2 separate regions of the Homo sapiens genome follow, and region 2 is linked to region 1. Evidence: chromatin loops called from intact Hi-C (ENCODE). Cell type or tissue: B cell. All regions are shown on one strand.

The links. A loop is a pair of places that touch in the nucleus more often than their neighbours do. Peaks named below come from ENCODE experiments on the same cell type or tissue, not always from the same donor. Only the 100,000 strongest peaks of a DNase experiment are listed, where the experiment ranks them.
Region 2: a loop joins it to region 1, with 6 times the contacts of the local background. A loop is called at or near these places in 3 of 110 quality-filtered maps.

The regions. Positions count from the first base shown.
Region 1 is chr9:125,442,390-125,450,389 of GRCh38, reverse strand. MAPKAP1 (MAPK associated protein 1) reads left to right here. Exons shown (of 12, transcript NM_001006617.3): 11 at 5,792-5,889. Among named protein-coding and RNA genes, the nearest start is that of GAPVD1, 180 kb to the right of the region's middle. RefSeq lists enhancers at 2,797-3,325, 3,222-3,431, 3,534-4,063, 4,559-5,058, 5,059-5,560. In B cell, no CTCF peak of the experiment used is centred here; DNase peaks (open chromatin) are centred at 2,389 and 3,399; H3K4me3 peaks cover 399 bases.
Region 2 is chr9:125,527,118-125,535,117 of GRCh38, reverse strand. The region is part of intron 7 of MAPKAP1 (MAPK associated protein 1); the gene reads left to right. Among named protein-coding and RNA genes, the nearest start is that of MAPKAP1, 180 kb to the left of the region's middle. RefSeq lists enhancers at 4,728-4,887, 7,161-7,210, 7,261-7,320. In B cell, no CTCF peak of the experiment used is centred here; DNase peaks (open chromatin) are centred at 4,797, 5,367 and 7,257; H3K4me3 peaks cover 2,349 bases; H3K27ac peaks cover 7,425 bases.

The DNA of each region.
Region 1 (8,000 bases):
TGGTTAGGAAAGAGACCGTGAATGGCATTGTGCTAGTGTTGGGATTTTGGGGTGGGGTGTGGAGGTTCTCCTCTGTCTTCTAAATTTCTAGTATTTTTAATAAGGAAAAGAAACAGGTTTATTTTTATATTTTTGGCAAGTGGTGACACCTGGGGGTTTAGGCAAAGGTGGGCTGCAGGCTCATTCTGGCAGCTCCAGCTCTGACCAGTCATGGCCAGCCACAGTCAGTACTGGCAGGTTGTGTTAGAAGAGACCCTCCCTTGAGACTTTTCTTAAGGCAGATGGAAAGTAAAAAAAATGATAGCCGGGCATGGTGGGGGGTACCTGTAATACCAGCTACTCAGGAGGCTGAGGCAGGAGAATCGCTTGAACCCAGCAGGCAGAGGTTGCAGTGAGCCGAGATGTCACCACTGCACTCCAGCCTGGGTGACAGAGTGAGACTCCATCTCAAAAAAAAAAGAGCAAAAATTGAAAATCAAAAAAAGACCCTTCTTTCAGTTGATTTGCAGTGGAAGTCTGGGAGCACCTCTTTTAGCAGGGTTGTGAGTGCTGTTCATGTATGTTTAAGCCATCCCATCTCATGACCACAGCAGCCTTTCCAACATGGCCACGCCCCCTGAACTGGCAGGAAGAACCTGTTTTTTCAGCACAGCCTCCTGTTTTAGTTAGAATCCATAATACAGAAGATGAATTAAAGCACAAAAGCTGGACGTCTCCACTTCTGACATTTGTGCCACTAATTAGTTTCTGCTTGGTATTAAATTCTATCTTCTCTGTCTTACTTTGAAAAACTTACATAAGTGTAAATACAGTTCTACATATCCAGATTTTCACTTCAGTACTCACGAGTGGAGGTACAGTTTCAGTATCTGCCCTGAGCATGTGACCAGTGCTTAGATGCCACATTTATACCCTCTTATATTGCATTTTATTTACATAGCACTATAAAAGCAAATCTGCTCAAAGGAGGCCCAATTAAAAATGCAATCTTCAAAGCAATTAGCATTTTATCATCAAATACCAGTTCCATCATAGTTAAATGAATGACCACCTCCCTGCTATATGCAGGGATGTATGTGACATATAAGAGATCACTGACAGATGCTATCCCCTCCTTTACAGCCAGGCAAACCTTGGAAGGGACAGTGCCTTGCCAAGGTCCCACAGCTGAAACATGGCAGAGCTAGGATTTCATCCTAATTCTAACTTCAGGAATTATGCTTTTTTTCCTCTGTGTCTCAGGCTTTTGTTAAACCTTAATTTAAACAGAATTTAACAATTAATGCAAAATAATTTGAACTAATTGGAATATTAAACTTTACATTTTTTTAAAGTCATACTAATACATAACTTTTTCTTAGCTGATTTTTTTTTTTTTTTTTTTTGAGACAGAGTCTCGCTCTGTCACCCAGGCCAGAGTGCTGTGGCACAATCTCAGCTCACTGCAACCTCCGCCTCCTGGGTTCAAGCAATTCTCCTGCCTCAGCCTCCCAAGTAGCTGGGATTCCGGGTGTGTGCCTCCATGCCCAGCTAATTTTTGTATTTTTAGTAGAGACAGGGTTTCACAGTGTTGGCAAGGCTGGTCTCAAACTCCTAACCTCGGGTGATCCATCCACCTTGGCCTCCCAAAGTGCTGGGATTACAGGCTTGAGCCACTGCGCCCAGCATCTCAGCTATTTTTTTACAACTAGTGTCTCAGCTATTTTTTACAAAGACAGCTTGCTCCTGTGACTTAACCCTGTTCCTATGAAAACCGCTGGTGGTCTTGGAATTTTCAAAGGTAACTTGCCTACCTCTGATTCCCTCTAACGCCCCAGGGAGATGCCTGGTGGGCTGCAGCTGAGGAGGTCATTGGCCCCCTCTTCCTCTTCTACCTGAGATGAACTGTGAGGTGTCTGAGGCTGATGGTATCTGATAACAGGTGTTCTTTTGTTCAGTCAGTATTGAAGTGTGGGCAGTTCCTTCTTCCCAGACACCTATGGTGGAAATTTACTATGTGGCATAAATTACTCATGTTTATTGACAGATTCATTTCCAGCAAGAGGTCAATGAATTGTTACACTTTAATATATAGGTCTTGGTCTGGGTGAAATTATGAAAGTGTGAATTCTGATTATTAGCTATTATTCTGTTGTGAAAGAGTCTCCCCATCCTGCCAACATTACCTTCTCTGTAGTTCTCGCCTCCATTCCTTTTCAGTATCCTTTCTGCACCTGTCTAGCTCAAAACTGCACTCACTCCTACCTGGCTGACTACGGGAACTGCTTACCTCGCCTCCAGGCTCCAGGGAACCAGGGAGAACACCCTAAAACACAGTTTGCCCATTTCTTTCACTTGCCCTGCTTAAACCCCTCTAGTGACCCCCATCAGCTGGTGACTCCAGGCACTCTCAGCCCTTTGTGTCCCTCTCCCTCCCACCTGCCTGCCACACATGACCCTGGTTTGCCCAGAGCTCCCATGGAGACCCTGTATGTTTGCCCATGCCGTTTCCTTGCCCTGTGGCATCTTCCTCTTTTTCACCCTTCTCCACCCTCACCTTTACCCAGCTGACTCCCTGCCCTCCTCCAAAACTGCGGAGGTGTCAGCTCCTCCCAAGAAACTGTCCCTAGTGGCTCTTCTCCACCTCTGGCCAGGTGCTTCTGCCTTGGTGTCTCCACGGCAGCTCCCTGCGTTTACCTTCTTCACGCTCATCATATTTGACTCTCGGTGTTCATTTCTCTGTCCTTTGCTCTAGCCCATGCTCCTGGCAGAGCCCAGACTGAGGAAAACTGCCCTTCTGGCCGCCCAGCGAAACAGGGCTGCTAGCGAGGGGAACTCGGGGCAGAAACGCCCGCGGAGTGAGTCCGCCCCATGTCCTATGGCCCAGCATGGCTGCTGATCTTAACCTGCCCTTGCCCCCCAGGGTTCCGCTCATCACTCCTTGCAGAGAGCAAGAGGGGGCTGTCTGCTGTGGCTGTCCACCGTGCCTCGGCCCAGTGATTAACTTTGCAGCTGTGTCATTGTTCAAGTCCAAACACAAGTGCTCCACAGAACGTTCTCTGCCCTCTGTTCCCCTCTCCTATGGCGTGAGTGCTTTCACTGGAAAGGACAAACAGACCGGAGGCTTGAGGGAGAGTGGGGGAATGTTGGGACTCTTCCTCCTCCTCACCTGCTTCACTCTTCCTCAGATGGGTGCTGGAATGAGCCCTGGGGATAGGCAGGAGACACACACAGCCTCCACATGCAACCAAATACATTCAAAATTCAGAGGACGGGATTTGAGGTTACTTGGTTCAAATATGCAGCCTTTCAGGAGACTTGGCTTGGTATGATTTTTTTGTTTTTTTCACGTGACTGTGCAGATGAACCACAGGCCTCCCCTCTGTCAGCCCACAATTGACATGCTTCACAAGCACCATAGTCCCAAGGGGACAGTGTCAACGCTTCCTTTCTGGGGCTCTTAGGCCTTGCAGACTACTTATTACATGTGCTGTGTATAGATTGGGCTCTGCTTAAAGTGCAGGAAACCTTTTTAACAGTGTCTCAATTGTTCAGGCAAAACATGCTTTAGTGCTTTGAGGTTTGGTTTGGTTTTGTCAGTGACAAGCGGGAGCAGGTGGTGTGGACAGTCCATAAGCTGTCTTATCAAAGTGGTCAGTGAACCCCGAAGCTTCGGGTCTGTGGGTCTCCCTAAGACCTTCTGGTTCTTTCTAGCCCCAGGCCCTGGTGTCTTTGTGTGTCGTGACCAGTTGTCAGCAGGAATGCCTCCTGGAGGGGGTGTCTCTTTGTCCTTCACAGCCCTGTGTCCTTTGTAGATGGCTGTGCTTGTTCACAGCATGGCCAACAAAGGTGCCCGCATTGTTCCTCCACACAGGGATGTCACCGACAAGATTCTGATGTTGTGGGGTAGATCCTGTGAATGTGAATAGATACAGACGCACACACAGATGCCTCTGTGTAAGGTCCACCTCCTTATTAGAAACACAGAATTTATATGTTAACAGAGTGACTAGCTTCCAGTCAGGAATTCTCACATTTTAGTACCATGATTTAGAATCAGGCTAAATTTGTCAAGTGTCTGAAAGTGAGGTTTTTCAGAAATTATTAGGTAATTTTTTCAATTTAGGATTTATAGTCACAATTAGTACATCATAATGATGTTTCCAGGATAAAATACCAGTGGCTCAACTTTTCTGGCCACAAATGTACAACATATATCAGTTTATTTTTGGAGATCTGAAAAATTAGCTACTGTAAAGTCCCCAAGAAGATTTCTCCAGGAAAGAGGTGAACTTACAGTAATATGGGTGATATATTATTAATTAATAACTATGACCAGCCGCTGCTTCAATTAAAAGGACAACGGATGAGAAGGACTAATAGAAAGGATATGCTGAATTTTAATCTTACAGACACTAAGGTCTGTCGAAAGACTAGGGAAGGTCATTTCTGGGCGTTTTGCAGGAGACCTGTATATTAGAGATGTCACCTGCTGCTCCTTGGTCTAGGAAGGTTTACTGAATACTGACTACGTGTCTCTCTTGGGCACTGTTCCTTTGCTTGCCAGTAATGGAAACCAACTTCAGTAGCTTAAGGCGAAAGAAGAATTTCTTGGAAGGCCACAGGAGTCTCCTAGAACCCAAGGATAACAGTGCCGATAGGCCGGGGCAGCCCCCATGGGCCTGAGCCTGGGAGTCCCAAAGCCCCTCATCTTATTCTCAGTCCTTGTGCCAGTTTAGACAGCCTAGCATCTATGTCTGCATTTAGAAGAGGGAATCCGATTGACCTGTCTGGACATAAAAGGACAGGCCCAGATAATGTAGCCATGGCTGCAGGTATGATAAGACAAGCAGGTTCCTTTGGAGGGCCACGGTACCGTGTGGTAGGCCCACACAAGAAGTGCGCCTAGAAGTGTGGTTATGAAGACTCACCCAAGAAGGCGCCAGCTGAGCTGAGCCACCCAGGATCAGCAAATCTTTCCCATCCGGGTCAGTGAGAGAGGACATCCCAGGCTTGGGGAAGAACCTGTGTAGAGGCTGGTGTGGCAGGTGGGAGTGTGCAGCACTCTGGCAGCCTGTGGCCTGTCGGGGCAGCGGAGTGAGATGAGGCTAGACCAGGAAGCAGTCCCAGAAATGACAAGTGTCATCCTGAAGGTGGTAGGACGGGGCATGGAGAATGGAGACCTAGATCAGATTTATATTCAGAAGCTCTGCCCCCTGGAGTCGGTCGCTTTGTGAGGTGCCCACTTTCCATGGTGCCCCCCCCGCCCCCATCCTCCCAGGGTTGAGATGACCTGAGGCCTTTGGGAGCAGCTTCCAGCAGGGTCTAAAACTGGGATTCTCCCTCTCCAGGCAGGAGTCCTCTCCCAGCAGGAGCCCAGGCTGTGGAGCAGCCTCATAATAGTGTGGCTTTTGACCCTTCTCCTTCCTGTTGCTCATTTATCTGACTTTAAACAGTTAGTTTATTTTTAGAGTAATAATGTGGAGTTAATTAGCCTTCTCCCTTAAAAACGCCACCTTTTGCATGTAATTATCATATAGCAGCAGTTCCGTAAAGCCTTCCTAACGTGGCATTCCCCTGAATGCATTCCAGAGTGGAATGGGACCTAACTGGCTGTTGAGTCTTTAAAATTTTTTCATTGTCCATTTTATACCCAGCCTGTAATGAGAAAACGAACTACTCCTGGGAAGACTAGGTGCTGCTCAGCCTCCACTTGCTCTCGCTCGAATTGGAATGATAGGGGAGAACATATGGAGGCCCCCGCCATAGTTAACTCACCAGAACCCCTCAACACAGTTTTCTGTCTCTGCAGGTCACGCAATATTTAAACTCACGTATCTAAGCAATCACGACTATAAACACCTCTACTTTGAATCGGACGCTGCTACCGTCAATGAAATTGTGCTCAAGGTGAGTATTCCTTCTTGAACCAGAGACAGGGTAGGTGGGTCCAGCTTCTCTTCAGGCTGTTTGCGGCATGGCCGCAGCCCCACCCACTCCGCAGCTCTATAGAAGGTTCCCGGGCCCAGTTTGGCAGAGGAGGAGTGTCGCAGCTTGCCAGCCACCCAGGGGTGAGTGCCTGTGCCAGGGCCACACCAGCCCCCGCTCAGCTGCTCTGCACCTGCTTCAGTCAAAGCAGGACCCTTTTCAGTTTCCTCCCAATCCCAATAACCCTGGCTCTTCCTGTATTTGTTTATTCCTTTTATGTACTGTTTATTTTCCTGCAACCATTGTCAGGAGCTCCTTGAAGCTCCTGGAGCAGACTCTGAGGAAATTATTATTGTTTTGAAGATAATTATGCTGAAGGTGATTTTAGCAACCTGTTCTAAACATACCTAACTTTCTGCTAGACTTGTATGTCACCATACCTAAACAGTATACTCACTGAGCACCTTCCGTGTGCCTGGCCACGGCCTGGGATGCCACGGTGACAGACTCTGTCCCTGCCCCTGGAGAGCTTTTCCTCTACCAGAGGAAACAGGCATAAAACACAAAATTACAAAGAGATCGTTAGTCTCAAAGGTGTGGGTGTGTCACAGTAAACTGACTTGGGGTGGAGGTATGGAGGCAGGGAGAGCTGAACCCTGAAGGATGACTGAAAAGGCACAGATGTTGACCAGGTAAAGAGAGAGGAAGCACCACAGACAGGCAGCCTGGGAATGGGCTGAGGCAAGGCAGGCACAGGGGGATGGGGGGCTGGGGGGGCTGGGGGAGCTGGCGGGGCTGGCGGGGCTAGGCCGTGCAGGGCCTTGCAGAGTGGAGTGTGGCTGAGAGGAGCTCTGCTTGGCATGGGAGCCTCCAGGGGTCTTGCGGATTTGGGAGGTCTGGGATAGGACCTGAGATCATACGTTTCCAAGAAGCGCCAGATGCTGCTTTGGCCGCTGGTCTGGGCACCACACTCTGAGTAGCCCTGGACTAGGGGTCTCAGCCTCTCCCAAGCAGAGAATCCTTTCTTCAAGCCAAATCTTCCATAGGTTGATCAGATAGGAAAAGCAGCTGCTGTGGCAGAGCAGGGGCGAGGACCAGAGAGGGCTCCCCCACCCCTAGTTGTGTGACCCTGGCTAGTCACATCACCTTTCTGGGACTCAGTGTCCCCACCTGTAAAGTGGGGATCATAGTACCTATGCTACCCCACCCCACCAGGGCTGCTAGAGTACAAATCAGATGAGACATGGTAAACCTATGTAAGTTATCATTCAGTCTCTTCTGAAGAGTTGAAGTCATCACATAATAGCAGAAGTAGCGAAGATATGCTGAGGGACTGCACAGTGCAGGACCTGGGCCAGAGGCTCCACGTGTCCCATCACAGTGCATCTTCACAGCTCTGTGAGATCATGAGATAAAGTTGTTCCCATTTCCCAGATGAAAAGTGAGGATCAGGAATAAAGTAGCAGAGCCAGGATCATGACTCTGGTAAGTTGGCAGAACCAGAACTTGCCCCCAGATTTGACAGATTTCAGACTTGTGTTTTAATTCCCCAGATATGCATGACCTAAGAGTTGTGTGGGAGATTTCAATGAAATAGAATTGCGATCCAGGAATATATTGAGACACATTCCCCATGGCTGCAAAAGATTTTCAAAAGGAGTAGGTAGCAATTTAAAAGAGCAGCTGGAAGGACAGTTTGGAGCAGACAGAGTAGCATGATTAGCTGGATGAAAGGGAGAGGGTTCATAGACCAGCCTGATCAGAGCCCCTCCTTGGACCAAGGAGTGGGGACACGGGCCTGCCTGGGAGTGCTTGCAGCCAGCGAGCTTCGAGTTACCCACTGGAGCATCACAGACAGCACGGGCCCCTTGTGCAGAGTGTTCAGGGACCTGGCAGAGAAATATTCCATTACCCCGATAGGGGCTGGACTTTTTTTTTTTTTTTTTATAGCCAGCATTAAAATATTCAAGACTTGAGAAGGATTCTAGTAAAATTATAATCCCATGTTTGACATCAAAATAATTTTCACAACAGCAGATTGATGACAGAAACACAGGTTTATGACTTCAGTATGAGACTGTGGAAGATCAAGT
Region 2 (8,000 bases), 85 kb before region 1:
GGCAGGGCCAGATCCGACCAGGCCAGGCCTGATAAGTGAGCTTAAAAATAGAAGTGCATTTATGTTCTGGGAGCTTGTTTTGTAACAGGCACTGTGTAGGCACTAAGAATTTTGTAAAGACCAAGAAATCGTTCCTACTCTCAAGCAGCTTTCTATTTAGTTGGGATAAGCAGGCAATTATAATACCATACAAGGGATACATGGAAGTAAGTATAGGGCCTGGGTGCACATGGGAAGCAGGGAGCCCTAGTTCCATCCTGGGGAGTCAGGGAAGACCATCCCAAGCTGAAATCTGAAGATGAATAGAAACTAGGCAGGTAAAGAGGGATGGGAAAGAGTGTTCAGGCTGCTGTGGTCGTCAGGGGCTAGGTCATGTCCGTATGTAAGCTGTGTTGAATATGAACTTTATTCTGATGGCAGAGGGGATCTATTGAAAGAAGGGCAATATATAATCAGAATTTCTCTTAGAAAACACTCATCTGCATTGTACAAATGAATTAGAGGCCAAAGAACATGAAGCAGAGACACCAATGCAGAGGCTCTCAAGAAATCTGTCCAACAGATAGTGGAGCCCTGAATTAAGGTGTGCAGAAGAGTAGAAGCTACTCATCGGGAAATGGAGGGATGGACACTATGGTAACATCTGATTTCTTTCATTAGAGCTAAATGCACAGTTTGGGAGAATTGAAATAGCTTTGATCTGTGGCCAGATCTCCTGGAGTTAATATCAAAAGAAGGTAGTGGCATTTAAAGATATTTTTTAAATAAAATTAAATACTTGTTGGGGAAGAAGCAAACATTTTAGAGATGTGTGAAGTAAAAAATGAAGGTTTCCTATAACTTCCTTTGGTGTAAATCCTTTGGGTTTTTTTTCTTCAGTTCACATACAGATATACATATAGGTTATACATTTCATGTGGACAGGATTCCTGTTTTTTGTTTTTGTTATTTTTAAAATCACTTACATATTCAACATCTGTCAAGGTACCTGTCAAATAGTATACTCAGTAAATGCTTGTTAAGTGAACTCATGAAAAATACATATGTGTTAAGGTTTTTAGGGTAATTATGTCACACAGCATATATGATATTGCATTTACTTTTTTAACTCAATGTGTCATAAGCATTATTCTATATTAGAGTGACCACACATTTTATCTTCCTAATAATTTGTTCAACTTAGCTCTCTATTGAAGGATGTTTAGATTATTTCCAAATTTTCAGTATTACAAAAACATGCAGTGAACAATCTTGTTTGAATATTTGTGCTAGATTGCATATTTGTGCTAGATTTTAAATATGGATTGCTTGTCAAATATTTATTTAAAATGTTGAGGAAAACAAATTGCCTTTCAAAAAGTTTATGCCTGGCCGAGCGTAGTGGCTCACACCTGTAATCCCAGCACTTTGAGAGGCTAAGGCAGACGGATCACCTGAGGTCGAGTTTGAGACCAGCCTGGCCAACGTGGCAAAACCTCGTCTCTACTAAAAATACAAAAATTAGCCAAATTAGGTGACAGGTGCCTGTAATCCCAGGTACTCAGGAGGCTGAGGCAGGGAGAATCGCTTGAACCTGGGAAGCAGAGATTGCAGTAAGCCAAGATCGTGCCACTGTACTCTAGCGTGGGTGACAGAGTAAGACTCTGTCTCAAAAAAAAAAAGAAAAAGTTTATGCCCATTCTTTGACATTCCAAGAGTATGTGAGAATGCCCTTTTCCCCAGCTCCTTACCAGCACTGAATGTTATCAGCCTTTAATTTTTGCCAAACTGATGGTTAGCAGCCAGTATCTCATTTTAATTTGCATTTCTGGGTCTTTAGTGTCGTTTAGTATTTTTAAATGTATTTATTAGCCATTTTATCTTTCTAAAAGATAGTTCTTTGGTCAGTCACGACTATTTTAATGGGAAAAAGAATTGAGAAAAAGCCTAATTTCAGAATACCATTTTTAAGATGTGCTCTATAGTTTAGAATACAGCTCGTCCCCACCTCACTTCCTGCCAAAGCAGGCGTGTATGCGTACACATACACACACACCCCATCATGTAGAGAAATGGATCACGCATCCAAGCCACACAGCTTCACTTGTTTGCCTGCTGGCCCTTTGAGCACCGGCAAAGCTTTTGTTTATATGTTCAGAAAAAGCTGTCTAATAATTTACCAGACTTTAATCCACCTCCTATTTGAGAACTTCTGTTACCTGATTGCTTTGTCATCAACACTAGTTTAAAAAACAGATTTTTAGTTAAATGTTTATTAAATACTTTAGTCTGGTACATGTACATAGCACTTAGAAAATGCATCATAATCTGGAAGTCACAAATATAGACAAAAACATTGTTACCCCTTAACCGGTTTATTTTGGGGCAGCAGATCTAAGGACACGCCTGGCAGCATTATGAACAGCAGTGGCACCAAGGGCAACTGTAGGGGGTTAATGTGGACCCTGCATCATTCCTTGCCATGTGCCTGGTGAGTAAACTCCTAGAAGTTTCTGGGAATGGTAGCAAGTGGGGAAAAGGCTGCAACCAACAATCAATGTCACAAAGTGGGGATGACTAATTTGCTGAGGAGGCCGTTGAGACAGATGTTTAATTAGCTGAAGTCAGAGTGGATAAATTGGGAGATTACTGCCTATGCAGAGAGATGCCTTTTTCCCCCTCATCTCTTTTGCAACTGCTTTTTGTGTGTGTGTCCTTACTTTTCTTTTTGAAGACAATATCCTCAGATTGGAGAGAGGTGGGAGAGAGGTAGAAAGTACCAAGGTAATGATTCCATTTTGATTACATCTACTGAATACTTATTGTATTCCAGGTATTTTTGTATTTAACCTTTACAAAAGACCTTGTGAGATGGGCATTATCTCTTTTTTGTGGTAGAAAACCAAGGAGATATATAAATATATAGAGAAAGAGAGCACATGGAGTGTGTGTGTGCACACTTGTATGTATTTCTAATGAGTAATACAGGTGAGATTTGAACCCAGACCCTTTGATTCTTGAGCCCAATGTTTTTTTTTCCGTACACCACAGCTTCCTCACTTAAAATGTAATGTGGATGAGGGAACTTTCTGGAGTAAAGCTAATCATCTGTATATTGATTGGGAATCTATATATTGACGGGAGCTGCAATTGCCAAGTGTGTACATTTGTCAGACTGTCAAATTGTATTTGTACAATTTGTGTGTATATTGCATGTAAATTTTACCTAAAAGTAAAAAGAAAATCTTAAACAAATATTGAGCTTCAGTTAATGCTATGTATGCTGAAGTAGTTCAGAGTGAATGTAGTAATGTCTCCTCCTTGATTTGAAATACATTTTAAAAAATGGATTGATAGATATGTGATCAAGCAAGTATTGTAAAATGTTGACTATAGGTCTAGGTGATGGGTATATGGGTTCTCAGTGTTCAGTTCTTTCAACTTTTCTGTGGTTTAAAAATACTCATAATAAAATGGGAAAACTCACAAAAATTAAAAATACATCATTTAGATACTGTTGATACTAATATGAATTTCTGAATGTACAAACATGTATTCTTGTAGCATAAAAAGCACTAGGTTATTTTATTGTTATTAGCTCGTCTGTTAAATAACATCTTTGAGGTCATAGTTTCTCCCATTGATCTGTGGTTTTAAGTTGCATTTACAGTTACAGGTATAATAATCACCACTTACTAATACTCACACTTGGCCAGGTGATCTGCCAGATACTTTTTTCCATTACACTTTAATCCTTAAAACAACTATTTGAATCAGTTGTCATGTTCATTTTATAAGTGAGAATACTAAAGCTCAGAGAGGTTGCAGGACTTGCTGAGGTCGCACAGCTAGTAGGGGAGTAAGGACTCAAAGCCAAATGGCCAAAGGTTGTACTGCTAGACACTGTGGTGCTTCCTTCTACTGGATAAGGTTACGGGGCCCACGGCTCAGTGGAAGCTGTTGCCTTTCTCTCTAGAGAGACCAAATGTCCCTGCTTCAGCTGGGGGTGGCAGCAAGACTCAGTGGAAACAGCATGGGCTTTGGAACCAAACCAACCCCAGTCCCCAGGCCACCTGTCCCTTTTACAAGCTGTGAAGTTAGGGAAGTCATCAGCCCCTTCTGACCTCAGTTGTCTTTTCTGTAAATAGAGGTAATAATACCTATCTTGCAGGGTTATTGTCTTAACTGAATGCATGTAAAACACTTAGTCCATAGTAGGCGCTCAGTGGACATCAGCTGCCATCATCCCTATTGCCACTATCATGCCAGGCACGCCATAAAACCTGGCTTTCTCTTTAGGTTTTGGTTTACTTCCTTTTCTATCCATATGATTTGGCCTTTGCCTGCACCTTTTGTTTTCCAGTGAATTAAGTCTATAGAAAGTTTTTACCTTGTGGTAGAATGAGCCTTTGAATTGTGTTTGAATTAGAATCTGCTGGAAGCACACTTTATTTTGAAGAAGGAGAAAACTAGACCCAGAGAGTCAACTCAAATGATTTTTTTTACTAATAAGTGAACCATACCATATATCTATAGGGATGGATTAATGGTCACAAGCCTTATTTATCAGATAGCTTATGTCTGCAAATTTAATTTCCTATGCCAAAGATTCTGGAAATAATGTGAACAAACTGTAATTGCCTGTAACAAACACATTTATAAGTAAGTTTTAAAAGTCTTTGTGTTCACAGTTTAGTAGCTCACAGACCCTGTTGCTGTTTCTCAGAAAACATTTAAAAGAGGAAGTATACTTAAATATCCATGTGATTTTGAAAATGAAAATGATTCTATAATTACAGACAGGATTAGAGTGTTGCATGTGCCCATTACATCTCTCCAGCCTCCATGAAGAGTCTCAGTCTGCACCAGAGGAAGCAGAAGTCCCTCTTTCTTCGGTCAGGCCATTTGATGTGTTTATCCTATTAGTAGCTGTAAGGAAAATTCTTCTCTACCAAGACTGATTTTAGCTACTTTCTATGAAAAAACCCTTGCTTTAGTAGAGTTACCCCACCACAGGAAACCAAGGGCCTGAACCACCCAACTCCTGTTCTGCTGCTTACAGAGGCCTGATACTGGAGCTGTTTTACTCCCATAAGCAATGTAAAAGGCATTTTAAACAACTCCAATAGTAATTTTGCATAGTTCTTTCTTTTTGAGTAAATTATAAGTAGTGGCACTTTCTGCCGCATATCTGCAACAGCTTTAAGTGCATTATAAAGAAAAGAAGAAAAATAGCTAGTCAGTAAGGGCATTTCTTTTTCTGCCTTACATGACAATAATGTCCTGAGACAAAGAAGACTTAAAATCAGGAAAATGGCATTGGATTAGCACCGTAAGGCAGATCTGGGGAGAGGACGTATCAGCATCTACCTCTCTGGTTACCTAGCTACTAATCACAGTATGGCAGGCAGCTAGGTGTGTAGATTCTACTGTGTCATCGAACCAATTTTTCAAACAGAAAGTCAGTGAGATGTGATTAAAGCCCAAGTGCTGCAAAAGATACAAGGTGGTCTATTGGAACTCCTCAATCTTCCTGGAAACTGTCACCACATAATCACAGAAATATCAAATCATAGCAAAACTTAAGCTTTCCTTTTCTTTTTTCGCCTTTTTTTTTCTTTTCTTTTTTTTTTTTGGCACACTACTTTTAATAGCAGAACAGTGTGAATTAAGATAATGTGTAACTGAAGTCTAAGAATCCCTGAGGGTCATGCAGATCTCTCAGGTACAGTGTGTCTGAAACCTAACTTATCCTTCAGTAGAGTCTTGGCTACATTTCAGGTAGTGAATAAGGATATAAGGGTGACAGTTGGGTGAACTCAGAGAGCTAACATTCTAATAGAGGAGATGGCTAATAAACAAAGCAATAAAACACATTTGATAGGAATTCTTGCTCTGGCTTTTGTTAGTCCTTCCATTTTCTTTTCTTTTTTCTTTCTTTCTTTTTTTTTTTTTTTTTTTCCTGAGATAGAGTTTCACTCATTTTGCCCAGGCTGGAGTGCAATGGTGCAACCTTGGCCCACTGCAACCTCCACCTTCCAGGTTCAAGGGATTCTCCTGCCTCAACTTCCCGAGTAGCTGGGATTACAGGTGCACACCACCACGCCCGGCTAATTTTTGTATTTTTAGTTGTATTTTTAGACAGGGGTTTTCGCCATGTTGGCCAGGCCGGTCTCGAACTCCTGACCACAAGTGATCCACCTGCCTTGGCCTCCCAAAGTGCTGGGATCACAGGCGTGAGCCACTGCGCCCTGCTAGTCCTTCCTTTTTTTTTTTTTTTTTTTTTTTTTTGAGACGGAGTCTCACTCTTATCACCCAGGCTGGAGTGCAATGGCATGATCTCAGCTCACCGCAACCTCCGCCTCCCGAGTTCAGGCGATTCTCCTGCCTCAGCCTCCCAAGTAGCTGGCGCCACAGGCATGTGCCACCACGCCCAGCTAATTTTTGTATTTTTAGTAGAGATGGGGTTTCACCATCTTGGCCAGGCTGGTCTCGAACTCCTGACCTCGTGATCCACCTGCCTCGGCCTCCCAAAGTGCTGGGATTACAGGCGTGAGCCACTGTGCCTGGCGGTCCTTCCATTTTCTAACTGAAAAGACTTCCTTGAGTCCTCAGGTTTGGGAGTTCCCCTCCTAGAGGGAGTCTCTCTGGCTCCCAGGCTCAGGCATAACTTCATTCTTTCCACTCGTTTCCACGCATCTCCTAATTGGGCTACCAGCACCCCTCCTTGATGCAGGCAGGGAGAAGTGGACAGGGCAGAAAGGGCTGGGTAAATTCATGAGCAGTAAATGACTCCATCAACAGTGGCCATCAAGGGAAACAGGCCATGTTCCAGCCATGGAAGCTGGGAAGGGACACTAATCCTCTCCAGAGATCAGTATCCCTCAGCCACTTAGGCTTGTGGCAGAGGCACTGTGGCCCTGTCCCCAGTAAGTTCCAAATACACTGATCTTGCCAGCTGCTGGTAAGCACCTTGCAAAAGAAGAGAATGAGAGCCCCCGCTTTTCCTTGAGTACAGTGAAAGCTCCTTTTGGAGAGGTAGGTTCCTTATGGTTTACCAGCACCGCAGCTGGCCCAGGGTTGGTGGTTAGCACATTTGTGGAATGAACTAAGATGTAGTGAAAACCAGTCCACAGCTCGTAGCCACGTGTCTCTCAGCCAGCCCACACCTGAGGCCACCACTTTGTGTTTAGGAGTGGATTCACTGTACTTTGGTTATCAGAGATTAAACTCCCTTGGAGAATTACATCATCAAATGAAAATGTAAATGTGTTTAAAATGAAAGGCGATGCATATCCGTTGAAATTAGTGTTGCCGCCCAGATTCCCGTAATGATGTGGATCTCTTCTGAGTCCTTGGGGAGCCAGAGGAGTATACCAAAAGCAGACATTTTAAACATTGATAGTCACGTAAGGGTGCCCAGCAGGAGGAAGTTACTGTAGGAAGCTACTGTATTGCAGAAAAAGAAAAGAAAAGCAAACTCACTTTCCAAAGGACGTGTGGGTGTGTGTGAAAGAGAGAGAGAGTGCACAGCCTAAGTCTTCATTCTCTCTAATGTAAGTTAATAGATATTGTCTGATATTTATAATAACTTATCTAAGTAGTTGAATGGGAATGTTAATAAAAAGTAGGACGGTGAGTGCCAGAAATCACACACACAAAAAAACTTAAACAAATTGCCTATAAGGAGGGACTCAAGAATGGGACAGGGAATTACTCTTTTTCATCATAGGACTTAACAGCATTATTTACTCTTAAAACTATATGTATGAGGCCCGGGCGCGGTGGCTCACGCCTGTAATCCCAGCACTTTGGGAGGCCAAGGTGGGTGGATCAGGAGGTCAGGAGTTCAAGACCAGCCTGGCCAAGATGGTGAAACTCCATCTCTACTAAAAATACAAAAAATTAGCTGGGCATGGTGGCACACGCCTGTAGTCCCAGCTACTCCAGAGGCTGAGGCAGAGAATTGCTTAAACCTGGGGGCGGGCAGAGCTTGCAGTGAGCCAAGATCGCGCCACTGT